Linked DNA regions of Homo sapiens: region 1 is linked to region 2. A link is a contact called in ENCODE Hi-C or POLR2A ChIA-PET data. All regions are on one chromosome and are shown on one strand. The core of a region is the stretch at or near the end of the contact, and the rest is flanking DNA. Distances in the headings are between cores, read along the strand shown. Region 1 overlaps AUTS2 (activator of transcription and developmental regulator AUTS2). Region 2 overlaps AUTS2 (activator of transcription and developmental regulator AUTS2).

Evidence for each region. A loop is a pair of places that touch in the nucleus more often than their neighbours do. ChIA-PET counts read pairs that join two places held with the same protein, here RNA polymerase II (POLR2A). Pooled maps may share reads with other maps.
Region 1: a map with no recorded cell type shows a loop between it and region 2 (10-fold over the local background). The contact joins two enhancer-like sites. A Hi-C loop is called at or near these places in 5 of 168 maps with a recorded cell type or tissue (A673, B cell, GM12878 and 2 more), 14 of 37 single-sample maps with no recorded cell type and 6 of 50 pooled maps. POLR2A ChIA-PET finds 5 or more read pairs at or near these places in 3 of 52 experiments (H1, OCI-LY7 and activated T-cell).

Annotation. Positions count from the first base shown.
Region 1 is chr7:69,904,655-69,910,326 of GRCh38, forward strand. All of the region lies in intron 2 of AUTS2 (activator of transcription and developmental regulator AUTS2), which reads left to right. Among named protein-coding and RNA genes, the nearest start is that of AUTS2, 310 kb to the left of the region's middle. Within about 2 kb of position 1,802, at least 2 of the 41 ENCODE cell types and tissues checked have a DNase peak (open chromatin) inside an H3K27ac peak, as active enhancers do; they include GM12878, where a contact is called at or near this core.
Region 2 is chr7:69,837,586-69,843,279 of GRCh38, forward strand. All of the region lies in intron 1 of AUTS2 (activator of transcription and developmental regulator AUTS2), which reads left to right. Among named protein-coding and RNA genes, the nearest start is that of AUTS2, 240 kb to the left of the region's middle. RefSeq lists an enhancer at 2,938-3,057. Within about 2 kb of position 2,923, at least 2 of the 41 ENCODE cell types and tissues checked have a DNase peak (open chromatin) inside an H3K27ac peak, as active enhancers do; they include GM12878, where a contact is called at or near this core.

The DNA of each region.
Region 1 (5,672 bases), core at 552-3,051, 66 kb after region 2:
AAAATTTCAAGTTTACCATGTTAATTGGGATTTCATTTGCTTTCGAAAAATTTTGTAGTCATGTGAAGGTTACAAGCTAAGGTATCAAATAAAATTCTTTATATTTTTTTCCTTTTTATGAATTTAAGTTGCATACTACTTTTTCCCCTTGCCTAAAGTATAGAAATAAGAAAAACTGTAAGGAAAGATGGAGGGAATAAAAGATTGGCTTATGATCTCTCTTTGGAATATTGATTGACTTGAATAAGAGTGAGATGCTAGTTTTAACATCAGGTAATTGAAGAACCCCAATCTAGGCTTGTCTGTGTTCAGGAATTACTCACGTATTGTATTGGAAGTATTGGTTTGTAACTGGGATTGGTAAACCTGACACTAATATAATAATGAGTTATATGAAAGGTGTTTTGCTTTTGTTTTATCTTGAGCATTTGGAAACAGGTTTATTCGTGTTTTTCATTTTGTGTCTTTTGACTCTATACTTTGTTGCTGTGAGCCCTGAATGTTGGGAATAGTGAGCATAAACATCACTTAACTTCAGTGAGATACATCTTTGGAATGTTATGACCAGTAATAATTTTATCCTAAATGACATTTGTAATTTTAAATAAAAATTTAGTAAAAATTGACTATGAAAAGGACATAGCATATGTATTAGGATTCTCTGGAGAGCAAGTACCAGTAGAATATATATGTGGGTAGATAAGAGGGGATTCATTCGGGGAATTTGTTCACATGATTATGGGGGCTGAGAGGTCCCATAACAAGCCATCTGCAAGATGGAGACCCTGGGATTCACAGTATGGCTCAGACCAAGTCTGAAGGCCTGAGACTGGGGTAGTCCTCAAGTCCAAAGCCTAGAGAGCCTAGAGTTTAGATGATCAAGGGCAGGAAATTATATCCCAGCTCTAGGAGAGAGAGAGAGACCATTTCGCCTTTCCTCTGTTTTTGTTTTATCTGGACACCCGGCTGATTGCATGGTGCCTGCCCACATGGAGGGCAGATCCTTCCCTACTTAGTTCACTGAGACTCACATGCCAATCTCCTCTGGAAACACCCTCACAAACACACCCAAAGGTAATGCTGTACCAGTTCTCTAGGTATTCTTTAATCCAGTCAAGTTGATACCCTAAATTAACCAACACAGCACATTAACTACCACCTCATAAAATAAAACCTGCAGAGAGAAAATAAGCTGAATGGGAAAAGGAACTGCAATGAAAAGAATGGGCCATAATTCAGCTTGGGTGATCCTGATACCTACAGGAGTTGTTCCATAAAACAGTGACCTTTTATATTTCCCAAAGTAAGAAAATTTTATATGTGTATTTGTGCATGCAGAACTTTATTAAGGGCCATTTAAATCCCATATATTGATAGAGGAGTTAAGAAAGATAAAGTGACAGGAGTGATTCTCAACTCTGGCTCCCATAAATTTCTACAATGTCAGTGATTGAAGAATGAGGGAGCACATCTTTCCTTTAATAAGGCCTAGCCAGTACACTTTTGGTAGTTGATGAGGGTAGGACAGAACTCCCTTTCTTTATTTGAAACTGTGTATTTTTGTGCTGATTAAATTTTACATTTTTCCCTCTTGTGATGATATAAAGTTATCTGCATGTGGCCAGATCTCAGCTAAAGAACATGAAATAAGCCTCTGTACATTCTGCATTCTAATCTCTGTTCACAGCAATCTTGTATCCACACAAGTCTGTACATGACAGGTAATGAGTGGGAAGTGGGAGGAGATGGGTGTCTGTGTGGTTTGCACTGGTGGTGGTGGGGAACTGAGCAGATGGTTGTGATAGCCACATGCTGCGTGATTCCCGTGGGAGTTGATGGTGGTGACAGGCGACTCACAATGTGCTATTTACAGTTTGGGTTTGCAGTCTTTCGGTGACATCTGAATGCTCTTTAGCAACTGCTTTCATTACTGCCTTTCGAGGAGCTGTTAATTGAAAATGAAATTGTGGGTGGGCTTTAAGACAGGCAGACGCAGGCAATTCTGTGTGGTAAATGTTGCTTGAGAACTGTTGGATGTCTTCATGCCCAATTTGTAATTCATTTTCTAAGACTGTAAAAGCCAAAGGTGCATTTGGAGATTCAGTTATGTATATACATAGGCAGAGTTGAATGTCACACCTTGCCCAAAGGGTCAAACATACAGTTATTGGTATGGGTGCTGTGGTTCACGCCTGTAATCTCAGCACTTTGGGAGGCTAAGGTGGGAGGATTGCTTTGAGCACAGGAATTCAAGACCAGCCTGGGCAATATGATGAGACCTTGTCTCTAGAGAAATAAAAAAATTAGCTGGGCATGGTGACGCATGCCTGTTGTCCCAGTTTCTTGGGATGCTGAAGTGGGAGGATTGCAAGGGCCCAGGAAGTTAAGGCTGCAGTGAGCCATGTTCACGCAACTGCACCCCAGCCTGGGCAACAGAGCGAGGTCCTGTCTCCAAAAAAGAAAACCACACAAAACACCTATTTGTCTGGAAACCAACCTAGGGGAATGCTTGGCAATCCCAGCTGCCTGCTCATGTCTTACCTTTGTGTAGTTCTCTTTAAATGTATACAACTGTGTGAGGTTCTTATGTAAAATCTGCTGACATCTTGTAGTGTTCTCTGTGAGTTTATCGTAGGACTTCATCCTCCTTTCTTCCTTTAGCTCTTCATAAAGTTACTATGCAGGAGTAAATGGTTATTTGTTCTCTTGAACTTTGGGATACATTTTTCCTTCCGTATCCAAGGAGGATTCTTTCCAGGACTCCCCATGGATACTAAAAGCTGTGGATGTTCAAGTTCCTTAAATAAAATGTTATAGTATTTTTATGTAACCAACACACATCCTCTCACAAACTTTAAATCATCTCTAAATTATTTATAATACCTAGTACAGTGTAAAAGCTATGCAATTTGTTATTATATTGCATTGTTTAGGCAATAATTACAAGACAAAGAGCCTGTGCATGTTCAGTATATAAGCAACCATTGTAGGCCACATTTTTGGTCTGCCATTGGTTGGATCCATGGATACAGAGGGCCAACTGTATCATATTCAAGTTCTTACATATAACTTTGTTTCTTGTAAACATTTTCATATGATACAACTCTGTTAAAGGCAGTTGGAGCCCAGAGGCAAACAAGAGAAGAAGGAAGAGAGAGGGTGGATTTTATTGGACTTTGACAGTGGTTGATGATCTTGATTCTCTTATGGCTGCCCCCAGCTGCAGGATTGTGATTTGTTTCTTATCTTCAGAGTTGTTTGCTAAAGCATTAGTAGCATTACTGAAATGGTAGCTTTTGTAAATGTTTATATGTTGAATTGTTTTATTGCCCATAGCTTTGCACAGAAATCTTGTGCTGAACAAGGAATGACCTCCCTCTTGGAAGTGCTGTTAACTCTCTTTTTAATTAAATATGAATATAGATACAATATAACTGCATTTTTTTAGTTTTCCCTTGAACATTTCAGTGAATACTATCTGGGACAAAACCGTGCTGAATTATACGCTTTCACTACTATCACTCTTTGCTCTTAGAGAGCCCCCGAGGCTTGGGGTGAGGAGACACACCCCTTGCTGTACTTAACCCTCAGTCCCATTAGACCTGCTTTGCCACAGGAACCCAGCTGTTTTAATGCATTTGAGTTGCTGTTGGGTCCTAATGATGTTTAAAAGAACCTGTCTTGGTATTCTAAATGAACTCTGGAGCATTGCCTATTGATGCAAGTGTTGATGATTTTATATCAGGCAGATATAACTTTGTTATTTACTCTGGGGCTTTTTACACCTAGGGGTGTGCATCCTCACACCAGTGCTCACAAAGACACACACAGGAGCAGAAACCAAAATAGCTCACAAATGTGGGCAAGTCCTGTGGGGGACCACCTTATGTCTCTCAGGAGGCCTGATGAGCTGTGCCATGTGGCCTTCTGGAACATTATACCTGCATTCATTGATCACAGCTCTGCAGAAGCTGCCACTTCTCCTATGTGCCTGCCTGCAGTGACGCTGATGTAGCAGGTCATTCTGTAATCACTGTTTGCACCTGCATTTGCTCAGGAAGTGTTTGCTCATACATCTTGAAATCATGTATTACAAACCTGGACAGGTCCTAATTGCTGGTGATGGTTCTGAGAGGTTGAGATTGGCTATAATTAGATGGAGAAGCAATTAGCTACATATTCTGAGTAGGGAACATACAGAATAATGTTTCTCAAAGGGTGGTCTTTGAACCCCTATGTCAGAGCAACTGTGGATCTTTTGTTAAAATGCAGATTCCCAGGTAATCACCTTGGCATAGTCCATTGGGTGGGGGTCAGGGTGTGGCAACAAGGAACTGGAGTTCCTTCAGTGACTCCAGTACAGGTGCTGCAGGAGCCATATTTTTAAATAAACTGTACTTATTTTTTATTTTCAATTAAAAATTGCAATATTGTTAGCAAAACTTGGGAAGAATCATAAAATTGTAACAACATATCTTGCGGAAATTAATTTTATCAATAATTGGATCATATTTTTGTTCTGTACATTTACTAATTGAGTTATCTTCCAAAATGTATTGGCAAGAAAGAAATGTTTCTGCCAGATGATGTAGACATTATATAACAAAAAATGATGTTTTCAAAATAGCTACTTTTTCTAGGTGTTTACTAGAATGGACCTGATAGAATAATTGTATTCTAGTATTCTCTCCTTAGGCCCACTGGCTCACTCAAATAATAGCTGTTTATAAAGATGCTAACCGGAGTTTTTTATTTTTCATTTTTTTAAAGTTCTAATTTCTTGTTTTTTCCCATCTGTAGACAATGATGATGAGCTCTTAAGGTTTATACATTTTTTGAACCCTTCAAATTACAAAAGTTGGTGATATTTGGTACTGGGGGTCAAGTGTGAAAGAAATCTGAAAATATTGCCCATATCAGTGGAGACTAAAGGCCATTTGTTATTTTCTTCATTACCAGCAAAGCTTCAGTTTAATAAAAATATTATAATTGAATTTACGATTTTGATTCCACAAATTCAAAAAGAAATATTTTCCTTTCTAAAGCCAAACAGAATAAAAATTCTCATAAGAATTTTTGTTTAAATAGCAAAACCTATTCTTAGGATTTAACAATTGCCTGAGGTTTGTCAACAGTAGGTAGCATTCTTTTTTTATATATTGCTATGAGGCCAAAAATGCTATTTTCCTGGAGATTAGTGCAAAATAATCTACCGAATAGTTGCTAATGAAATTATCATATGAGAAAGATTATTAATAATGACTTTTGATTTTAAAAAATACTATCATCAAATTTTCCTAAGAAATGATGATGAGAAAAGCAGTTTTGAAATACAAAGCTGGGTGGTAGTGGGCCTGGTGTGCACTGCTGGAAGGTTGCATGGTACTTTGTGAAACTTCAGCAGCCCACTTGCATAATTTATCATTACCTGTCCCCTACCTCTCTCTACTTAATTCTGAATCTGTATTTCTCAGATAAACATGGCAGTAGGAAGGATAGGGAAAGGTGTTGAGGGGATGTGATTATATGGATGTTTTTGAAGGGGAGTATATTGGTGTCATGGGATCCTTGGGATGTCATCTTGCCAGCTGGAATCCTCTGTGGCAGGGGTACCTTCTCTCTGAGTATTGCTCATGCTCACTGGGCACTGGGCTTGTTCTGCCCAGTTGGCC
Region 2 (5,694 bases), core at 1,673-4,172:
ATTTGTGTCAGAGAGGAAAATGGGGGCTTGCTATTCACATGTAGCAATTTGCTATGTGTTCTTGCTTATTTGCCAGGGACACCAGCAGAGAAGCGTTCATCAAGAGGCGTCATGTTTGTTAAGGGACCACATGGTGTATTTTAAAAGCTCTTAACTCTCTCTGGTATCATCGATTATGCTTTAGCATAAGAAATAAAGTGACACTGAGCCTCTTATTAATAATACACGTTTTCCATTTAACTTTGACTGGTTAAATCTGGCATAAAATGCAGACTTGCAAACCAGCCTCCCTGGGATGTGTAGCTTCTCTTAGGCTATTTATGATGCGGATCTCTGTTGAGCAGCAGCCTCTGCCTGCAGCTAAGGCTCTGGACTAGATGTTCTCTTTTCCTTTTCTCTCTTGATGGCATGGATTGTTTTGTTTCACAAGGCTCATGTTCTAGATGGGATTGTAGCTGGTCTACTACAAGCTGGTCTAGTTGGGATTGTAGATTGGTATGGATAAATACTGAAATGGGAGCTGGTATCTGACAACTGGAGGGGTTATATATGTGCCCCCATATTCTGATCAAGCTTTGGCATTTTGTGCATTTGGCAAAAGTCAGTGGTCAATATTTGAAGTTTGCATGAAGTTAGAAGAATTTTGGGCTCTGAATATGAGATGACTTAGAGATAATATGTTTATTTTACAGATAAAGAATCAGGCCTAAAGCGATTGATGATGATGATGATGATGATAGCAGAATCTCTAACAATGGTTAAGCCAGACACTGTTCAGAGTGATTTTTGTGTTAACTTGCTTGATCTTCACAATGACTCTGTCAGGTAGACAGTATTATTATCCCTGTTTTACAAGTGAGGAAACTGAGGCACAGAGAGTTTCAGTCATTTGCCCAAGCCACATAGCTGGCAGGTGATAGAGCTGGGGTTTGTACCCAGGCTATCTGGATCCATCAAAACCTTTGCTATCTGTGTATCACTACACTGTAGCTTGTCCAGAGTTACAAAGCTGGGCAGGAATAGTCCAGGACCCAAATCCCAGTCTTTTGTTGGCTGAACTATATTTGTTATTTAAAGATTCTTTTAGCAGTGGAACTCTTCTTTAAATGGAGATATTACTAGATAGCACAACCAAATAAAAAAAGTGGAAACTTAGCTGCTGTGGTTTAAGTGGGATAGGCCAGGCATTGACCATGCATTCCCTTTATTCAGCCCTTGCTGTGGCTTCTGAGAAAGCCACATGGAGCATAGTTTTATTTTATTTATTTTAATTTTTAGTCCCTACAACAAGACTCACAGTAGGGATATGATTTTAAACCCTGGCTCTAGTTAGGGATATGAGCTCCAGATTGCTCTCTTTTGGGTCACAATTAAAATCCTAACCGGCAACAGATATTTTTGGTCAGATCTGGTCATTCTCTCTGCCTCCGTACCCATTGGGGGCAAACTATGAAGCTTTTGTAGCTGCATTATTGTAGATTTGCAGGATTTCTGTTCGTAATCAGAATCGGGTATGTGTTAGAAAAAGGCCTTCCTGAGTGTATGAACCCCTTTGCCTGCTGACAGTCTCTGGGCTGGAGTTAACATTAACATCTGCATGCCCAGAGGACAGTGAATTGCTAACTTTTCACTGGCTTTCTTTTTGCTTGGACATTTTACAGTGCTCCAGGGTCATCATTCTGGGCAGTACTTACCTTGTAAGTACCTGATTTTGGCTCTTTTCTCACTCACTAGTCTGTGATCTAGTCTTCTCTCTGTGTCTGCAGAGTTCAGTCCCATTTCTGGAGCAAAGCAGTAGCTCAGTAAATGTCAGTGGAGTTTTTTGAATCACTTTTTATTATTCCAGATTATAGGCATATATGTATAGATCAAGTAGGCTGAATATGACTTAATCCCCAAGTTTCTTCTATAATAGGACCTTATTTTATCTCTCCAAGTAATGGAATAAAGGGATGGAAGCTGGTCTAGTTGGGGTTGTAGATTTATAAACAAGACATTAATCTGAAGCTTATATTCTTTTAGAGAGTTACAAGAAAACCCAAGATCTCCCCCCATCCCCAATTAAACACTTTGTTCTTTGTAAGGATAGTAGAGTAGTAGGAGTGGGGGTATTCAGGAAAGCAGGTCTTAAGGCAGAAGAATCACATCAACATCCCAAGTTCTATTCCTCACTGCCTCACGAATGGTCTGCTAGCCACCTGCAGTTGTTGTTGTTGTTGTTGTCGTGTTTTGTAGGTAAAGGAAATATGGCAGGAGAGTGAAGTATAAGAGGTCCAGGAGCTTGGTGGAGGTGGAGGAGAGGGGGGATGGGGAAAGATAAAGAGGCAGATAAGAAACAGGAATCATTGTAGACCAGTGGTTTTCAGAGTGTGGTCCCTGGACCAACAGCTTCAGTGTCAGCTGGGAACTTATTAGAAAGGCAAATTTGCTGGTTTCACTCTAGACCCAGTGAGTCAGGAACTCTGATGGGGGTGGGCAGCGTCTTTGAAAACCTTTACTTCACTAACTTTTTCCCCCTCTATCTTAAATATTCCCAATTGTTTTAGGTTTTAGTTGATTCCCATATTATACTTCAATTGTGTGTCAGTGAGTAGGTCTGTATTAAAGGAGAACTGTTGAGGAAACATAAAGAAATCTCTTTGTATTCCAAAAAGCGTTTCTCAGAGTTAAATTACATGTTTTGTTAGTGTCTGTTGCTTTTGTTCAGATTAAGCTCTGAAACAAAATTAAGATTCTCGTCAAGGCTTGAGCTTATTAATAGCTGTTTCATTTGTTTAGCGCTAATTTAAAATGTCTGATATCTGTAGAGGAAGTGCTTTATAAAAACACATACTTGTTAAGTGTTCCACTAGGAGAAGCACTGTGAAGTCCAAAGGATGTGGAGATTAGGCAAATAACTGTGGTTTTGTTGAGCTCTCTTCAGTGTAATATATGTGTGGGTGGGATAAGAACACTGGGCTTCACAGGTCGAAGAGGCTTCCACTGGTCAGATTTCAGACAATTTGTGCATTCAAGAGAATTACTGCAACTGAGTGTAAAACACTGAACAAATAAAAATTCTTGAACTCATAGTGATGAGAGATGGGGTGGGAGGAGAGAAAGAGACAGACAGACACTCTGGGCATCATTGGAGGTGACTATGATGTCAACTTCTCATTCTATAAATTGTAAATTACATGAAACAAACACCCTGTCTTTACTGAGAAACTGTAGTTCTTTCATGATTGGTAAGAGAAACCTCTGCTTTACAAATGGATGCTACCAAATAAAATATAGAAGGATACAGAATATCAGCATTTGCATCCTGCAGTGAAAATTTGAACAGGCAAGTGCCGTCAATGCAAAACTAGTTGAAAGCATGTTGGGGAACAGAATAATCTTATTAGAGAATAACCCACAAATTACCAGCAAAGGGGAAAGTATACCCTTAACAATGGCGGTCACCACCTTAACAAAGTGGTTCAACTTAGCATCACAGTGGTAGGATAGCCTGACAGTAGGAGCTTCCTGATGTGACGAACTACACAGCATCACCAACAATTTATGCCAAAAATGTTTAACCTGAATCTAACCAGGTGTATTAGGCTGTTCTTGCATGGCTATAGAGAAATGACTGACACTGAGTAATTTATAAGGAAAAGAAGTTTAATTGGCTCATGGTTTTGCAGGCTTTGCAGGAAGCATGGTGCTGGCATCTGCTCAGCTTCTAGAAGGAGGAGAGGGGTTGGCACATCACATGACGAAAGCAGGAGCAAGCAAGAGAGAGTGTGGGGGAGGTGCCACATACTTTTAAATGACCAGATCTTTCAAGAACTCACTATCACAAAGACAGCACCAAGCCATGAAGGATCCACTCTCATGATCCAAACACCTCCCACCACCAGCATTGGGGATTACAATTCAACATCAGGTTTGGGCAGGGACAGATATCCAAACTATAACACAAGGTTTACAGAAAATAGAAGGGTTTGAAAAACAAATTAATCCACACCAGGAAGAAACAGACCAAAAATGTGGGTCATTCTCAAGAAAACTGGTATGTCTGATCTTTTCAAAAAGCCAGTGTCGTGAAACAAATTGCTGGTGGGTATTACTCCGGATTACAAGAGACTAAGGGAACATAACAGTCAAATTCAGTGTACAAATCTTGATGGGATCTGGCTTAAAAATTATAACTGCTGTAAAAGATGTTTGAGGCAGTTGTAGAAATTTGAATATGGACTGGCTATCAGATAACATTAGGAACTTAATGTCTTAGGTGTGATAGTATTTTGGTTGTGTTAGGAAAATATCTTTATTCTTAGGAGTTGCTTATTAAGTATTTCATGAAAGTATCATATCTGCAATTCACTTTCACATGGTTCCATGAGAGAGACGAGTGCATAGATAAGGTGATTTTGGCAAAGTTTTAACAATTTTGAATCTAAATAGTAGGCATATGGGTGTTTGTTTTATATTTATATTTATATTCAGCATAGAGAAAGCTGTGAATTCAGGAAAAGTTTATATGTAATTTCTGAGATTTCTAGCTCATGCATGCATTTCTGTTTGAGAATGCCTTATCTAGAATTTTTTATCAAGAAATCTGAATGGTGTTTAAGAATATCTTATCTAGAAATATGTTGGCATCTTAATATTATGGTTTGGTAGATAAAATGGATTTTTTTAAAAAAAGACTTGCAAAGAAGTGGATGAAATGCTAATATAAGAAAATTAGATTTTATAAGGAACATGTGACCAGATAAACTTGTCCTAATTATTGTGAGTCTCTTTAAAGCACATACCTTAGGACATTGTGTGTTGACGCTTTTACTGTTCATAACATATTCTTTAAGAATTCTCTCAGAGCCTTAAGATGATTTGTTTTTGAGAAACATCTGAAGTCTCCTGTAGCTTATTCTGATGTTATGAAGTAAGTGACTAAATTTTGATCACAGAAGTGTGTGACAGGGAAGTAGTGGGATATTCTTTGCCCCTCTTTGTGTCCTGTGATGCTGGTGGAAATTTCAAAGGAAGAGTTTCAAAAGTAGTTTACTTTGTTCAAACTCTCTAGCCCTAAACCATCAGTGACACCAGTGAGTGTTTCTTATTTTACCTATTTGGGTGTGTTAGATGTATTTTCACTGGGACTATTCTTTTGGTCAGAGAGCCTAAAGTTAAGTGTTTGAGCTTCTGGTCCTGTGATCTCAGCAACTGGACTTGATTCAGGTGCTTTGACTCAAGGGCACAGTGGTAGCATCACCAAAAATAGATGAATGGCAGCAGATCCCTAATGGCTGGCTCTCTGCTGGTTGCCCGTCTCAGCTCAGGACTTCCGAGAGGTATAAAACCTCACTGATAGCCAGGCATAATGGCTAGGGTTTACTCAGAGATGCTGGGGGCTTGAGTGTAGTATTGCTCTGTTGTAGGCTGATAATGGAGTATGTGCCAGGTGGGGGCAGGATGGTATCCAGGCAGTGTGGGCAAAGGGCTGCAGTTAGTCCCTTGTTACACTCAGTGACAGGTGACTCTGAGCTGTCTGGAAGTAAGATAAAGTGATTCAAGGATAGGATCCATACCTGAAAGAGAGGTATTCAGAATAGCATTTGAAGTCAGGTAGACTTCAGCTCTTCCAATGGACCTGCAAGAGGTGGTCAGGAAATATCTCATAGATGAATTAAAGAAGTGTTACATGAAAATGTAAAGGGGCAAACC